Regions from separate parts of the Mus musculus genome. Here region 2 is linked to region 1. The links are chromatin contacts, found by Hi-C or POLR2A ChIA-PET in ENCODE. All regions are on one chromosome and are shown on one strand. Each heading gives the region's core, a stretch centred on a gene start or an enhancer-like site at or near the end of the contact. The rest is flanking DNA. Distances are from core to core; before and after follow the strand shown. Region 1 holds the start of Tbc1d1 (TBC1 domain family, member 1). Region 2 overlaps Tbc1d1 (TBC1 domain family, member 1).

The links. Hi-C counts contacts between places; a loop is a spot of excess contacts on that map. ChIA-PET counts read pairs that join two places held with the same protein, here RNA polymerase II (POLR2A).
Region 2: a map of heart shows a loop between it and region 1 (2.2-fold over the local background). The contact joins the enhancer-like site here to the promoter of Tbc1d1 in region 1. A Hi-C loop is called at or near these places in 5 of 37 maps with a recorded cell type or tissue (gastrocnemius and heart). POLR2A ChIA-PET finds 5 or more read pairs at or near these places in 1 of 5 experiments (Patski).

What each region holds. Positions count from the first base shown.
Region 1 is chr5:64,157,254-64,163,004 of GRCm38, reverse strand. Tbc1d1 (TBC1 domain family, member 1) reads right to left here and starts at 2,745. Exons shown (of 22, transcript NM_001310611.1): 1 at 2,500-2,745.
Region 2 is chr5:64,193,789-64,199,539 of GRCm38, reverse strand. All of the region lies in intron 2 of Tbc1d1 (TBC1 domain family, member 1), which reads right to left. Among named protein-coding and RNA genes, the nearest start is that of Tbc1d1, 36 kb to the right of the region's middle. Within about 2 kb of position 2,544, at least 1 of the 3 ENCODE cell types and tissues checked has a DNase peak (open chromatin) inside an H3K27ac peak, as active enhancers do; it is heart, where a contact is called at or near this core.

The DNA of each region.
Region 1 (5,751 bases), core at 1,496-3,995:
AAAATATTTTCATTGATGTATAGAGTTAAGAAAGAAGGAGATGGGGAGAGGGGGGCGCAAGGAGGGCAAAGCAACATGCAGAGGAGCAGCTCTGAAGACAAAGTCCGTGTCATTCGCTCCTGGGATGTGAATCCTGCATGCCCTGGTTGCTGCTGGAGCCTTTCGGTCACTTTAATGGACAGATTGTGCTTCTCCAAGTTTAATGTGCAAGGAACAGGCCTGACAAGGATGAGGGACAGATCAAGTTCTAGGATTACCTCAGTCGTTAAACTTGAGAAGGGTAGGAAAGCAGACACAGAAAGAGCAAGGCAAAATAACTGTCTCTCACACACACACACACACACACACACACACACACACACACACACACCACACACACACACAGGTGTCTGTAAGTGTTTTAAGTTTTCTTGAGACTAGAGAAACTTTGGGCACTGGGGCCTACTGGGATGGGGGCAATTCTGGAAGTTTTCATTTGCTGATTTAAGAGAAGCACATTTGAAACAGCACCCTGCAAGCATCCTTCTTGTCCTCCTGTCCCTTAGTCTATCAAATAGCTGTTGGAAGGAGGGGCATCAGTTAGTCCTTCTCTAGGGGCACACCCTAGAAAATAATGGGTCACAAAGTAGCTCCCACCAACACCTGGCTCTGCACCTCGGCTGGGGCCTTCTTAGTCCAGGTCTTCCAGGAATGAAGGATCAGAGATTAACAAAGGCTAGGTAGTGAAGGGCTAGGGGGGCAGTCAGTGTTCCTCCAGACACCCATCCATCGCCTCCAGGTTTCCTCGGGTACTGGGACTTGTATGTTAGAAGGCTCTTATACATTAGAAGGGTTATCAGGGAACCCTCGAGCTCTCCTGGGACAGATAAGGGTAGGTTGTGTCAGGGAGGCCCACTGCAAAGCTCTCCTTTGGTATTAATAAGTCATAACTACACCAAAGCTTTTCCCCTTTTCTATGGGTTTGTAAATGACTGAACAAATCCACACCCCCCCCCAAAAGCATCCCTTTTAATGGTCCTCTGCTGGTTTCAGACTGTCCATTGCACCACATTTGGTCCCTTGGTCATTAGTTCATACATGCAGCCTTTTATGGGGTACCAGCTAACTCACTGCAGCATCTACCACACAGTAGAGCTCACGGCACATCAATGGTTTCTTACAGATAAACTTAAGAGAGTTGGTCCCTTTAACTTGATAGGAACGAACATTAAAGACAGGCACATCAGAGGCTCAGCTTCCCATTGCTAAGAGTTTTGCAAAGCACCCACCCGTTTATGTACTTTTCATGCCTCTTCCTGGTTCCTTAAGAAAGTCCTCAGGGTTCCCAGGGAGGAACTGACTCTGCAGAAGGGGGGCACCGTGAATGCTGAGAAAAGAGAAAAGAACTCGCTAGCCTCAGCGAGCTCTCAGGCAAGGTAGTGAGACCCTGAAAAGTGATACATTCCTACCTTTGGGTACAGCTGCCCTCTCCTTCTCCCATCCCACCCCTCCCACCTTGAGCAGGCTCCACAAACAATAAAGCCTAAGTGTGGCCATTCTCCAACTCATGGGAATCCCACTTCACATCGAGGGGGTCTTAAAAGGGATCTTTGCCCATGGAGGTGCAACGCAAAAAGTTTAGAAGTTTAGACTTGTAGAGACAGCTGAGCTTCCTGGGTGTGACCCATTTAAATTAGGTCATTCAAAAATTCCCTTCTAACACCTGGCTCTAAATAGAAGAACGGCTTGCAGCCACTAAGAGGACGAAGGAGGGTTGTACGTAGGAGGTGAATGCCTGCCATCATCAGTACCAGGGCGCTGAAGATGTTTGCTGAGAGAAACACTCATCACTTTCAATTTCTTTTCCTTTTTAAGCAACTTCCGGAGAACAAGGCATTTAAAATAAAATCACAACCAGGAACGCCACACCTAGGTGGGGTTCAAACAGAACGACACATCTTTTAGAAAAGAAGAGAACAGCAACCTGTGAAGTTAGAGTGAGCCTCTTACTCACGTAGCAACCCGGAAGCTGCTAGGAAACAATCAAGCCGGGTTTCAAAATGACCAGCACAGGATGTGCCCATAGAAAGAAATGTTGCGTGCACCGAGAAGCTGCCAAAGTTACCGCTGCAAAGTACCCTGAACTTTCAAAAGGCGGCCTGGGGTCACTCTGACCGGCCTCGTCCGAGCTGGATGCCTTACAAACACTTGTGCCCCGGTGATATTTGGCGGGAGGGAGTGGGGCGGGATATGCAAGGAGGAGGAGCAGGGGACCTGAGCACCTTCGTCGCAGCGCAGAAAGCATCAAGGTTTCTCCCCCCCCCCCCCACCCCCAAGCAGAGGACAACAAGGTAGCTCTGAAATCCCGCCTCTTCCCCCTCCCCCACCAGAGCACCCCAAGAGACCCGGCAGCAACGCCCTTGGGTGGCGGGACCGCGCCTTCTCTGCAGCAAGGGAGCTCAGGGGCATGCTGGAAGTGGAGGGTTGCCCCGCACCCTAAGGACCCAAGGTGGAACCTACCAGTGAGGTGGCACGCTCAGAACTCCGGGCTGAGCTAGGGCGCGCAGGTGCTCCCGGGCACCCAGAAGATGGCCTGGGCGGGCGGGGCGTCCATGGTCCTCAGCTGGCTGTGCTCTTGCCGCCCCACGCTGCTGGGGTGGGGGTCCACTCCACAGTCTCTGCTTCTCTTGCGGGTTGAAGAGACGGTCGGTCCGAGGTGGCTTGCAGCAACAGGCACCGCGGTGTGGCCGGCGGCGGCGACAGCAGCTGAGGAGGAGGAGGAGGTGTCTGCGCGCGGCTCGCTCGCGTTTCCTCCTCCCGGGCTGGGCGAGCGCTGGGGAAAGCAGAGGCGGGGGAGGGGGACAGCAGCCGGAATCTCCCTAGTGAGTCCCCCGGGAGCCAAGAACAGGAGTAGATGCCCTCCCTTCCCCTCCGCACCAAGCGACTCTGGCTAGGCGACTCGGCCCAGACTGGCGAGTCACAGGCGAGCAACAGCTGCTGCAGTGCGGGTCCTCCGCGGCCTCCCTCCCCTCGCTCCCCAGCGGTCCATCCTCAGCCCGCCCAGGGGCCACCAGGCGCCACCCCACGAGAGCTCGGGGAAGGTGCAAGCATCGCCACCCCATCCAGCCTCAGCGCGAAGTCCTGGCCCGGAATATTCCCTGCGTGCTCACAAGTGATTATGGCCCTCCCGGCGGGATGTGTGGTCACACACCGGGCTCTTGACCGCTTATTTATAGCAGGTAGCCCTGCCCGAGGCTGTTTTGGCGTGCGAGGTTCTCAGCAGGTGGCAGCGGAGCCCGCGCTCCCTGAGGGATCCTGCTTCTCTGCACGCACCCTCCGAAACGGACCCGGAGATCACTGCGCAGCGTACCCGCAGGCCACCCAGCCACCAGCCCTTCCCCCGCCTCATCCTTCTTGCATTGGGGTCGAATGGCAGGATGGGGGCTGGTGGGGGGAACCAGGAACCGAAGCAGGATGGGACGCTGGCACTCCAGGCAGCAAAATCGGGGACTCAGAGAAACACCCGGGATGAAGTGCCCTCCGCGGATTAGCCTCTACTAAACCCATCTCTGGCCAGGTGCGGGGAGTGACGCAGAGCCCGGACCGCGCGCTTTTTCCCTCTCTGCGTGCGGAGCACACACACGCACGCACTGCGCGTCTGTGTGCACGCCAGAGAGCCACAGAAACCTCTCAAAGCACCATTCCCGCAAGTTAAAGAGGCAGACTCACTCCAAAGAGCAGAAGGGATCCAAGAAAAGTGAGCGGTGCACGTGGCTTGGATTGTATCTAGAGCCCTCCGTAGCTGCCATGTGGGGTTAGTTCATTCTTTATTACACCATAGTTTGTCTTCCTAGTTTCAGATCGAGAGAGAGAGAGAGAGAGAGAGAGAGAGAGAGAGAGAGAGAGAGAGAGAGAGAGAGAGAGAGAATGAATGAGAATAGATATAGCCAGGAATAGTCTAAGGAAAAGAGTGTTGATTGGTTCGTGGAAAATGCTCCGCAGGAAAAGATCAGGTTATCCAGCTAAACTCTATCGTCTTCAGCATCATACTATCACTGTTTCATGCTTTTATCTTCAACCCCATTGTTAAGTTGTCCTTCCCGCTCTGTGGCCTACAGACCATGGCTACTTCCAGAAGGTCACCACGTCAAGACAAGCGACATGCCAGCCATTGAAGGAGCATCCCAGCCACATTTGGACCTATTGCTTAACTACCCTGCCTGGCAGTCTCCACCATAGAAGGGACAGAGAATTTCTGGAGCATGCTTACAGAATAGGGCCAGAGCCACCTCATCTACCATTTCCTTCCCTTATCTTGTCCTCACCCTGCCACCTCCTCCCTGCAAAACGTTTGATTCTGGAGTGCAGGAAGGCTTAGCAGTCAAGTAGAGACCAGATGGTAAAGGAAGGCAGTGCCTGGGTAGAGTAGCCTAGTAGTCCAGGCTCCAGCTGGTGCTGGGAGGAGGGGGAGCAGTTCATTCCCCCATAAGCTCGCACAAATTCCAGCTCAGAGATGTATACCTTAGAGGCAAGAAACCATGCTAACCCTGACCTGGCCTGGGGAAGTGTTGTGCCCATGTACCAGGCACCAGGCAGCTATCTCTACATCACCTTTCTAGTTCCCAGACACACAATAAAGAATTCGGAACTTTAAAAAAAAAAAAAAACAAAAAACAAAAAACAAAAAACAAACAAAAAAAACAACCCTTAACTGACTTATTGTAGACCTCAGGAGACAGCCTGCCTGCCTCACCCTTTGGGTTCCAGCAGCTCAGGAAGAAATAGTAAAATCTCTAGATCAAGGCTGGCATGTGGGGTTTGCAGAGTTAAAGACTGTCAAACAGGAAGAGAAATCTGTAGTCTCACTGTGAGCAGTGCCAGCCAAGCTCTGGGCACCCACCTGCACCCGTTCTTGTTATAGGAAGGAAGTGGCTCCTCCTCCTGAGGCACAGGAGTTCCAACAGAGCCCCTAAGGCCATCTCTAAGGGGTTGAGACTGAAGTGCAGCAGCAGAGTTCCCTCTGGGCTATGGGATGACATTGGGCTGGTTGACTCTGTGTGTGTGTGTGTGTGTGTGTGTGTGTGTGTGTGTGTGTGTAGCTCTTCCCCACAGGGGCTCCTAGATGGCCTTAGTGACCCAGAGGTCCCTGGATAGACTGTCTTGCTGGCTTGATGGATAAAAGCCACCTCTATCAGCCATGGATGCTGCTCGGTTGCCTTTAGACAATCTCTTCACTTGCCTCCCTGCCCCCAGAACCTCTGAGTACAGCATTCTTTTTAGGACTCCCTCTAGAGAGTCATTCCTATGCTCCAAATTTAGTCACTTGCAGTATAATTAATTATTTATTGGCAAATACTAGCAATATTAATACCAGCTCTAAGATAGCTGTAAGCTCCAGAAAAATAAAACTTACCTTTCCAGTAGAAAGCCCAGAGACAAAGAAAACAGAGGCCACTTGGCTTTTAAAACGTAAAAGGAGCACTTTTAAATCTAGTCTTTGGCTAATGTAGAAAGAAGACCTTTAAATGACAGGGGCCAGGGATGTGGCTCGTTCAGATTGCATGCCTAAGCTGTGTGAAGAGCTGGCTTTGACACCCACATAGACCAAGGGTGGTTGCTGGAATCTAGCAAAACAGAAGTAGAGGCAGGAAGGCAAGGAGTTTGAGGGACGCCTGGGCCATAGGAGACTCTGTCCCCAAAACAATAATATTTAAAACAAAATAACAGAAGATTTTCCTTTTTGAGACAGGGTTTTACTACGGAGTCTAAACT
Region 2 (5,751 bases), core at 1,295-3,794, 37 kb before region 1:
GCTTCCCCATAAATTGATAGACAGGGTCCCACCTTGATCAGTCTCAGACAGGTAATACCCAGGGCTTCTTAATATCACACACACGAAGCACCAGCATTGAGAGCCAGTGTGCTCCCTGCTTGTGGGACATCTGTGATTCCCTCTGAGTTACCAATCATCCCCACAACGGCACCTGGGCAAGCCTTGAGACTCTAACCAGCCATTTTATTCCCAAGTAAAAACACCAGAGCGCTCGCTTCATATACAAAGGGCAAGCATACCGTAACTGCTACGTCTAGCCCTGTATGACTCAAGAGATAATTCTTATCCAAGAAGCATCTAATAGACATGTGGATGAACTGTTACCAACGTATCATAATGGTTCTTTTTAGAATGGAATAGGACTAGGAATTGTGGACTCAACATTTCCTAATTTTTATGCCCGTCTGAGTTGATGGAAATCTTTATTCTAAGCAGTCCCCATAGTTCAAGTTTGTGAGGTCATTCAGTCTTAAATGGCTGTTCTAAAACAGGTGGAGGCCTGCCCGGTCCATTGATAAGTGCGAGGACTCACTTTCAGCAGCTCTCTAGCCACAGATGGATGCCTGAACTCATCTCACCCATCAGATATTCCTGTCTGAGGCTGCTACTCTCCCAGGGTAATGTCAAGTCACAGGGTTAATGAGAGCTGAAACACAAGAAGGGCCATGGAGCTGTAGCTAATGCCCAGCAGCTGCAGTGCCAGGGCAGCGGTGTCTGATAGCAAAGCCAGGGTGGTGCCCTTGCCAGGGTATCCCTGTGATGTAACCACGTCTGTGGTTTCTCCTGCCTGATGCCGACCCTTCATGGCTTGGTCAGACCGGCTTTGCACACGTCATGGTGACTCTGTGAAAAACCCTAGGATTCTTCTAAATGATTCTCTTTTCTACCTTTGTTGGTTAGTGTTGGTTTTTGGAGCTAAAGAATTTTTACATACAATTTGTTCATTCATTCATTCATTCATTCACTCATACAAGGAAGTTATGTGTTAACTGTTATGTGTTAAGGACAGTTCTAAGTGTGTGGGTCATTCAGGGAGCAAGATGGAAATCCCTCTCTTGAAGATTACAGTCTACTGAAGCCTATGATTTTCCTTGCAAATTTATGCAAGAGAGGCTTTCTGGGAAAGTGGCATGCAAGCTTAGAAATGGCAAGTTAAGTTAAAGGTAGCCAAACAGGGAGGGTACTGAGCGGTCTAGGTCACAGGAACAAAGGGAATCTGGGATGCTCTAGAACTAAGAGAGGCCATGGAATGTTATAGACTAGAGAAAGAGGATGACGTGGGCCTAGGATAAGGGGATATGAGATGTAAGCAACTGGGAGAGGTAGGGCAACTGGCAAAATGAGACTCAGAAGGCCGAGAAAATCTTACTAAGTCTCCATGGCTTGTTCTCTGAAGGGCAGAGCTATGCTAGACCATAAGTGGAGAGGGCAGCAGAAGGGCACATCACCAGATCTGCGGCAATGATGGTCATGCCTGGAGCTGGCTGCCTTAGACCTGGGGAAGACAAGGGTGGAAATGTGGAGACTGTTAAGGAACTTGCCCAAAAAGTCTAGATAAGAAATACAGTGTTGGGAGCTGGAGAGAGGGATCCGGGGGTTAAGAGCATTGACTGCTCTTCCAGGAGACCAGGGTTCAATTTCTAGCACCCATGTGGCAGTTTACAACTGTCTGTAACTCTAGTTCCAGGGGACCTAACACCTCCACATAGACATATGTGCAGATAAAACACTAATGTTCAAAAAATAAAAAATTAAACTAAATTAAAAAAAAAAAGAAATACAGTGTGGGGTTAGAGTGAAGTAAGGGAACTTTCCCAGTCTTTTCTTCTGCACTATAGCAGAGGTCACAACAGAACATAAGAGAGAGGCAGCTTGGGGCCTCAGAACAAAGACTCTTGGCTATCGTCAACTCAGAGCACACAGGCCCCGGAGCAGCAACTAGAGGATCCTTGTGCTAACCACTGAGCTTCGGGGTTCATTTATTTCTGCGGCACAGTTGAGTCTATATGAGGATGAGAGGGAGAAATGTCCATGTGACAGGACCCTGGGGAAGTAGCACAGGTGACCCCCTCTTACCCTGAACTCCTCCCCACAGAAACTGCAAGTTACCCTGGGTCAGACTGCCCTCTGCTCGCCAGGTTCTGTCCTACAGAAAGGAAACCCGTCTTCTGCGCCCTCGTCTCCCTTTTCTTGATACAGACTTCCTGACCAGTTAGCAAGCAAAGAAAACATTCCTCTTCCCCCGTCCCTCTCTGCCCCGCCCTGCTGTGGCCTTTGGCTTTCTCTCTCTCTCTCTCTCTCTCTCTCTCTAGTTTCCACTCTGGTTCTTGGACACAGCTCTGGCTAGCCTTGTTCTCAGTCCTGACCTATCCCTGTGACAGGCAGCCTGGACTAGCCTCTGAACATCCTACACTAGTGTCGTCCAAACCCATCCTGACTCATCCTGTATGTCTGACCTTGCTCCTGGACAGACAGCTGCCTAGCCAGCTGACATTTCTAGATTCCAGCAGTCTGGATTCTCATCTAACCACAGGCCAGCCCTGCAGCCCCAGTACACAGAACCACAACGCATGGTGTACCCACAGCCGACATTGCCTGTCCAGTGGTTCTATCCATTGGATCCAGAGGTCAAAACCAACTGGTCTTCTGAGTGTCTTCATTTACACAGAACACATGCAGTACAGGGGGCCTTGCTGGCTTTCAGTATGCTCTGTGTGCCCCACTTGCCAGGCTTCTGAGACATTTTTGGCCCTGCGTCAAAGATCAGGACTGGTCATGTGTGGTCTGTTGAAACATAGTTTTTCAAGACTAATAAGCCTACACAGAAACTCAAAGTCAAATAATAAATTGTGTCTAAAGAGCTGGAGAGATGGCTCAACAGTTAAGAGTACATACTCTTCCTCCAGAGGTCAAGGGTTCAGTACCAAGTACCCATGTTAGGTTGGGTGACTCACAACTGCCAGTAACTCTAGCTGGGCAGGGTGGGGTAGGGTAGGGATCTGATGCCCTTTTCTGGCCTCTGAAAGTACACACATACATAAATAATAAATAACTAAACAGGTTAAAAGAAAATCCCTCAAAAGACTATGACATGTCTCTTGGCTTAGACCCAGTTCTCAGAGACTTGGCAGACCTCACAGACAAGCCACCCCAGTGAAGCATGGTAAGGCAGCCTCCCATGGTGTAATCCACACAGATGCCAAGATCATGCCAATCTTGTCTTCAGAGTGCTCACCATTCACCATGCTGGGCATGGTCACAGCTTGCTGGATGTAGGGCAGATGCCAAATACTCAGCACAGATCTTCTCTTTTGTCCTTATAGTCTATCTAATGGAATCTGTGGTGCCCTCAGTTTACTGATGGTTAAACTTACATTTTAAATGTCTTTCTAGCTGCCAAGGAACACAGCCACAGCAAGAAAGATCTGTGGGTTTTTTAGGCATCGTGGCAAGGTCTGGAATCCCAGAAGGTAGGAGGGGGAACAGGAAGATATGGAGTTCAAAGTTACCCTTACTATACAACAAGGTCAAGGATAGCCAGAGTTACAAGAGTCCTTGTCTTACATAAACACACCACACACACACATACACCACACACACAAACACACACCACACACATACACACACACACTCCACATACACACAAGCACACACAAACACACACACACACCACACATACAAACACACACCACACACACCCATACTCCACATACACACAAGCACAAACACACACATACACATATGCCACACACACAAACACACACCACACACCCCCACAACACACTCCACACACACACACAAATACACACCCCCACACACAAACACATACACACACATACTCCACACAAACACATACACACATACTCCACACACACAAATACACACACACTCCACACACACATCCCCACACATACACACCACACACAAACACACACCACACACATCCACACACACACACACACACACACACACACACACACACACACACACATCAAGGGCTGGGGAGATGGCTTGGCATCTATAGACTCTTGTCCCCAAGCCTGAGAACCTAAGCTTGATCCCCAGGCCACATAGTAGGAAGAGAGAACAGACTCAGGTGAAGCTGTCCTCTGACCTCCACACTCACTATGGCTGCTGAGATCCCCCAACACAAACAAATAAATAAAAAATCTAGGTTTGTCCAGCTCCAGAGTCTACACAGACACACACACACACACACAGACACACACACAGACAGACACACACATACATTTTACCATTTTGCTCTTTATGTATGTTTATATAGGAAAACATGTACACAATATCTGTATATATATATGAATATGAAGATTGTATATATGTATATTTATATGTGTGTGTTTATAAATATATATGTATTGTGTGTGTGTATATATATATATATAAGCACAATATGTGTATATTTGTGTGTAATGAAAGGAATGAGTGGGGGGGGTTGTTTGGTTTTTTTTTTTTTTTTTTTTTTTTTTGGTCTTAGGTTAGAAGTCAGGTGCCATATCCCACTTTAAGCAAATGGTATCACATCTAAGATAATATGATACTCTAGAAATGTCTAGAATGATTTTAAAACTACATTGTATGTGAAAACCATTTACATGGAATTGGTGCACTCAGGGTGATATAGTGGTAGACTGGAAGCCATTTAAAATTGTTTTGGGGCCTGGAGAGATGCCAAATGGTTAAAGGCACCTGTTGCTCTTACAGCAGACCTGAGTTAGACTCCCAGCACTTCCATGGTAGCCCTCTTCTGGTCACAGATGGCTCAGCACACGTACAGTACAGTGACATACATGTGGGCAAAACATAGGTATATGTAAAATAAAAAATAAATTAAAACAATAAAGAAGAATTGCTCTGTGAAAGCCATATATGGTGGCACATACCTTTAACCATAGCTTTAATCATAGCCTTGGGAGGCAGAGGCAGATGGATCTCTGTAAGTTTGAGGCCTGACTGGGCTACCTAATAAGTTCCAGGCTACATAGACCCCAAAGAGAAGGAGGAGGAAGAGGAGGAGGAGGAGGAGGAGGAATAGAAGAAGCAGAAGGAACAGGAAGAATAGGACAGAAGGAGAGGAGAAAGAGGAGGAGGAAGAAGAGGAGGACGACAAGGACAAAGACGAGGATGAGGACAATGACAATGACGGTGAAGATGGGGGAAGGGAAGAAGGGGGCACCAGAAAGAAACTAAGCTGTTCGGAGAATCAGATCCTGGAGTGTAGCTCCAGTTTTGCAATTCCCAGCACCTCATGTTTCTGAGAGGAAGATTGGAGTGGGGGGGCTTCGAGACAGGGTTTCTCTGTGTAGCCCTGGCTGTCCTGGAACTCACTTTGTAGACCAGGCTGGCCTCGAACTCAGAAATCCGTCTGCCTCTGCCTCCCAAGTGCTGGGATTAAAGGCGTGCGCAACCACGCCCGAGAGGAAGATTTTAACGTCTTCTCAGGGTCGTTCTTACTCCCAAATCACACAACCCAGGAAAATTAAATGTCACACTGAATTCCCTCTTGCAATAATATCTAGATTACTAAAGTGGAGTAATACTGGGTTCTAAGTGGCAATGAATTTATACTTTTCAATTTAAATGCCTTTTCTACCTGAAATCTTGATAATATCCTATGTTTCCCCAAGAATCAAGAGAAAGAAAAAAAAAAAAACAGTCTAATTTATAATGAACTCCCGACCGGTGTATATATTAAAAGCAAAAATTATTCGA